Linked DNA regions of Mus musculus: region 1 is linked to region 2. A link is a loop called in an ENCODE intact Hi-C map of the cell type or tissue named here. Cell type or tissue: left cerebral cortex. All regions are shown on one strand. Each heading gives the region's core, and the rest is flanking DNA. Links, peaks and the distances in the headings are about the cores only.

The links. Hi-C counts contacts between places; a loop is a spot of excess contacts. Peaks named below come from ENCODE experiments on the same cell type or tissue, not always from the same donor. Only the 100,000 strongest peaks of a DNase experiment are listed, where the experiment ranks them.
Region 1: a loop joins it to region 2, with 1.8 times the contacts of the local background. A loop is called at or near these places in 2 of 42 quality-filtered maps.

The regions. Positions count from the first base shown.
Region 1 is chr7:36,689,238-36,692,151 of GRCm38, forward strand. The region is part of intron 1 of Gm36722; the gene reads right to left. Among named protein-coding and RNA genes, the nearest start is that of Tshz3, 7.4 kb to the right of the region's middle. In left cerebral cortex, for the core only: a CTCF peak has its summit at 1,379 (motif pointing right); a DNase peak (open chromatin) is centred at 1,489; H3K4me3 peaks cover 1,080 bases; H3K27ac peaks cover 503 bases.
Region 2 is chr7:37,239,454-37,242,367 of GRCm38, forward strand. No RefSeq gene overlaps it. Among named protein-coding and RNA genes, the nearest start is that of Gm38995, 35 kb to the left of the region's middle. In left cerebral cortex, for the core only: a CTCF peak has its summit at 1,610 (motif pointing left); a DNase peak (open chromatin) is centred at 1,589.

The DNA.
Region 1 (2,914 bases), core at 94-2,593, 550 kb before region 2:
TGCATCCCCCCACTGGGCCGAAGATCAAAATCTCCTCTCTTTGGCTAACACCCCTTAAGACCCTGAATGACAGAAACAGCCCATGCATTAGTCACCTCGTGTTGGACATGCAGATAAAACCTGCTAAGTGATCCAAAATCAAAATCAACTCTCTCCCATATTTGTATCGGCAACTAATATTTTTCCTTGGGTTAGCCTACAGCTCAGGTTAGCCCCACATTCTGAATCCTCCTACCTTAGATTTCAGAGTGCTGGGATTGTAAACTGTAAGACAGCAAGCCGAGACTATTGCTTGGTGTCCTTACAGTTCTCGAGCCAGCCTGGAGCCAGGCTCTGCTAGGCTCTGACCCTCCCAGAGAGCCTCCTTGGTTGGTGGCCAGGAAGGACAGCTGTAGTTAACTGACTTCTGCTTAGCATGTCGAGGGGAGAAATGCTTAAGGGGACTCATGCCACTTCTTAAAGACCCTTGTGGCCTGGAGAAAGAGCTGGGAATTAAGCGTTGTCTAGGGCAACTAGGCCCATCTCTAAGCCTTGTGATGGGAGAGGGGTGAGAGTGCTTATCATTCCATAGCAGACTACAGAAACAGTACTACCCTTCAGGCTAAGGCTGGCACACAGTAGGAAGGCACTGCAGAGAGACCCCCATACATTCGTATGAACTGAGTCAGGTCTCCCACGCGGGAGCCAGACCAGAAGATGGGCTCGCTAGGTTCCTGAGAAGACCAAGAGTCCCTGGCCACCAGTGGTACCCCTATTTAAAAGCTAGTTCCCTTTATATCCTCTGGCATATCCCATGTAGGGTTTCCATTTACTGACTAGTAATTTATAAGTTCCCATTTGTACATACTCAGAGTGCTGCCTTGAGCCTGGGTGCTTTCTCCCTTAATATCCCTGACCAGATGAGTTCTGCCTGCTGAGGCTCCTACCAAGATCTAGGCAGAGCCTGTGTCTCCACTCCCAGGAGCAAAGCCACAGTTGGTGTCCTGTGAAATCTCAGGCCTGATGAAAGTTGAGAGTCTAACATAGCTCTAAACTAGGTTACCTTCCCTACCTGTTGGTATGGAATCTTTCCCCTCATGGCAGCTTAGATCTATCTGCTCCAGAATTTTAGTATTGGGAAGACTGCTGTGGTCAGAGGGCCAACACAGCAACCATATTATTAGAAAGGGTCTAGGGCTCCCCTAAATTGCTGAGTCTCTATCTGATTCTGCAATCCTGCTGATTTAAGTGCAAGAGAGATAGAGGCTCTAAGACATTCCTAATCCACTTGGCCAACCCTAATGCCTTCCAGTGCCCAAGAGCACCTGTAGAGTGTTACCTCCCTTCCCCCCAAACTCTCCCACCCTCCTCTCCCAGAAGGGCCACGCTTTGTCCCGCCTCTGGGGGGCGCTAAAGGAGAGGTGGCAAGGCCAGTTTCTGCTCCTGCTCAAAGGGGGAGCCCCAGGGACTTCACCACACTCCCACCCCCCGCGTGCCTAATTTGAATATTTCATTGGCTGCCGCCAGTCTGGTCAATTTATCATGCAAATGCGGGTGCCCTCCGCGCCAGAGAGGAGCCACCGCCCGCGCTGGAGAGCGGCGCCCGATTGGTGGCGCAGACAGCGGCATTTGTAATGTTTTTCTTTGGGCATTAGAGTCATTTACCAATGCCATCGCGGGAACTCTAGGCAGTGCATCACAAGCCACTTAAAGGGTTTTATTGGCAGCTTTGAAACTTCTTAACATGTTCTTTTGTTTTAAACCAGGTGTCGACCAGAGGCTGACCTTTTTCTCACCCTCTCCCCTCCACCCCAAAAGCCAGGAACCTCGCAAACTGCTTAGTTCCCTCAGAAATAGTGCATAGGGTGGTGCACTTGGGAAGAAAACAAAACAAAACTCATAGATTCAAAAGGAATGCCCTGAGAATTTTTATGACGGTCAAGGAATGACTCTTCGAAAGAGAGAACAGAGCAGAAAAACAGAAAGGGAAAAAGAAGGAAGAACGCTCAAGAGACAGAAGGCAAACAACAGCTAAGACAAAATTTAGTAAGAGCGTCTGTGCAGGGTGTTCGTAGATCTTTAGTTCTTCTAGGTAGAAGAGCCCTGGGGCCAGATACCACTTGCATACGCGCCGCCTCATACCCCATGACCTTCTAGCACCCAAAGGTCCAAATACAAGTGATATTTACTAAGTTTCAAAACAGATACAAGAGAAAAGAATAAAGCTCCTTGCCCCTCTTTACCTGCCCCCATTCAGTGCTGCGTTTGGTCTTCCCTGTTTGGGAAGTGGGAACAGTCACAACACCATCTTGAGTTAGACAGAAGAGAGGAGCGATGTAGGAAGAGAGAAAGGGGAATGAGATTTATCGTGGTCTGGGAACTCCCCTATCCAGTTATTGAGGTCATCTTGTTAGGAAGGTGGGCTCTATTTGGTCCTCAATGACGCAGTGTTTTGACTGATGGGACCTTGTCCCCCCTTTATTCGAAGAGCGGAAGAACTAAAGAGCCGAGTTCACACCAGCACCGGGTCACTAACATCCGCGAGCTCCCGCCACCGCGCGGGAGCAGGTGGGCATCTCCCACATCCCCATCAGCAAAGAAGTAGCCATTCCTGGCCAGGGGCGAGTCTCACTCTTGGCCAAGGGTGAGTCTCTACGTGGCCAGCATCAGCTATCTTGAATATAGGTTTTGTTTGGTTTTTAAATGTCCAAATGGTTTCTATAAATATATTTCACTCAGTGGAGTTGGAGCGAGAGCATGCAATGATGTAGGGGGGATTTGGAGAAAATTCTCCCTTAGAACCCAAGTCCGAAGGTAGGAGTCTGACCAAAGGGCATTTTCCTTGGAAACTCTGCTCTTGAAAGGAGCTTAAAGCAGCTCTGTCCTGTTAAGACCGAAGTACAAAGACTTTCAGTTTTCTCCATTTAACCGGCGA
Region 2 (2,914 bases), core at 312-2,811:
CTATTATAAATAAGGCTGCTATGAACATAGTGGAGCATGTGTTCTTATTACCAGTTGGGGCATCTTCTGGATATATGCCCAGGAGAGGTATTGCTGGTTCTTCTGGTAGTATTATGTCCAATTTTTTGAGGAACCTCCAAACTGACTTCCAGAGTGGTTGTACAAGCTTGCAATCCCACCAGCAATGGAGGAGTGTTCCTCTTTCTCCACATCCTCGCCAGCATCTGTTGTCACCTGAATTTTTGATCTTAGCCATTCTGACTGGTGTGGGGTAGACTCAACAACTCGGTGTTGTTTTGATTTGCATTTCCCTGATGATTAAGGATGTTGAACATTTTTTTTCAGGTGCTTCTCAGTCATTTGGTATTCCTCAGTTGAGAATTCTTTGTTTAGCTCTGTACCCCATTTTTAATGGGGTTATTTGAATTTCTGGAGTCCAGCTTCTTGAGCTCTTTGTATATATTGTATATTAGTCCCCTGTCAGATTTAGGATAGGTAAAAATCCTTTCCCAATCTGTTGGTGGCCTTTTTGTCTTATTGACAGTGTCTTTTGCCTTACAGAGCTTTGCAATTTTATGAGGTCCCATTTGTCAATTCTTGATCATACAGCACAAGCCATTGCTGTTCTGTTTAGGAATTTTTCCCCTGTGCCCATATCTTCGAGGCTTTTCCCCACTTTCTTCTCTATTAATTTCAGTGTAAGAGTGAAGGTTTTCCAGAGGAGGGAGCCATGCAGCATTCGGGGCAAAGGGATCTCATTGGCCTCACAGCATTTTGTGTCGTGGGCTTAGACACCTGCCATTAAATCTTCACATGTCAGAGCTTCCTTTGATCACAAAGATTGTCAGGAGATTCTCACCATATTATGGGTATAAGATGCATCAAAACAAACAAGCCTTAAATTTGGGGTAAGCTCAGACACTCATCTGGAATTGGAACCAGATAAGAGAAAGCAAGAAGCTACAAATGTTGTAACAATGCAGCTCACAAGCTGTGGAGGTAGACGTCTTGGTTGGTAAAGCACTTGCTATACAACAACGTGAGTTCAGATCCTTGGAACTAATTTAGAAAATGAGATACACTGGCTGCATCTGTAATACCAGTATTCTCAGAGGGAGGTGGAGACAGGGACAATGGCTTGGAAGCTCGTGGGTCACCTAGCCTGAAGTATACAACACAGTGGTGGGAATGAGAAACCCAGCTTCCAAACACGGTGGACAGCAGAACCAACTCCAAAAAAAAGCTATCTTTTGACTGCCATATGAATGGTGTATCATGTGTGAGCCTAAACATGTATGCATGAACACTTGTAGCACACATGCGTGCATACATACATACACACAGAGAACTGGAGTCTAGAGCTGTCCATGGCACCATCTGCCTCAGCCCTTCCTACTACTTGGCTTCCTTCTACTTGGGAGCTGTGGCCTGGCTCACTGATGTCCTCCCACCCACCTCCTTCCTCTGGCTTCCCTTCCCATCCTTATTCCAACCTCCCCTGTGAATGTCGAGGAGAGAAGCCAAGGTCCGTACGTAATTATCATAGTGTCACCCTTAGCTACTAACTGGTGGCATCTCCTGCCCAGATGGGAGTCTCATACCCTCTAGTGGGGAGCTGTAAAATGATGGGAGATGAGCTGGCCGCCATGGACAAGGCTGGCTGAGCCAGAGATGACGAATGAGTGGGTGCACATTAGAGTGTCGCCTTCTCCCCAGATCCTAACACACTTACCCTGAAGCAAGTCACCCTGGAGCCCTGGTCATGCTTAGACTTCCAGGAAGCTAGAGTAAGATTTTTACTTAAATTAATGCCTGTTGCCAAGCACAAGCACAATGGTGAGCATGTGGGCAAGCCTTTCTGATATCATCTGCCCTTTTCCTCCCATGGAGACAAATATCTTTCCCTAATCAGGAACCCAGGATCACAAACCCGTGTGTGTGTGTGTGTGTGTGTGTGTGTGTGTGTATGTAAGATGATCAAGCTATGAGCACAACAGATGACCAGGGTCATGTTCTTCCCCTCTGTTACTTGCTTCAGAGGACATCCTGAGCATGTGGGTCATAGGATAGGTCCCTACTGTGAATTTCACAGTGCTTGGTGACCTAAACTCAGAAATAGAACGTGGGGTTTCCTCATTCGTGCTGGCAGATGGTATGACCCCCCAGTGTCAAACCATCTCCCAGTTTCCAGAAGGGTGGCAAACTCAGCTGGAAGCCTTACCTCTCATCCCCCTGTGACATTTACCAAGCTGATGCCAGAAAAAGAAAGCAAAAAGTCAGAGGTATTTTTGCTAGAAAGAGAAACCACATTCTCTGATCCCAATTGTTTATTGGGGACTTAAAAATATAAGTTTTCTTTTTAAAGGACCCAACAAAATAAATCGAATAAAGTAAAATAAAATTCAACAAGGAAGCACTTGAGAGTTAATGTCATAAACTCTCCTTTGACAAGTGGCTTTCCATCACTGAACAGCTCCATCGATGGCCTCGGGATGGTGGCCCAACCGTCAGCTGGCAGATGAGGGACGGTTCTGCTTGTCAGGAAGCCAGCAGATTGCCCTGCAGTTGTTTGTAATGACAGGCGACAAAGAATGGCTGTCCAGGGTGATCTCTTGCTTTATGAGCTCAGCAGTGGGTATCTAGGGACTTCCTATAGCACCCTGGGCAAAATGTTCCCACCTGCACGGTCCCTTAAGGCCATACTCTGTCTCACAATTTACACCCCAGGCCTGTTCATTGACTGTCATCCAAGTTACAATAAATATCGTAGTAAAGATTGTGAATCCTCTGTCCTTGTGATTCACCACATGCCCTGTGCTGAGATTTCTGTCTTTTTATTGTCACACTGAAACCTTTCCAATCATATTTTTTTTACATTTGATCTTGATTGTCTTAAAAAATTAATCAGACACAT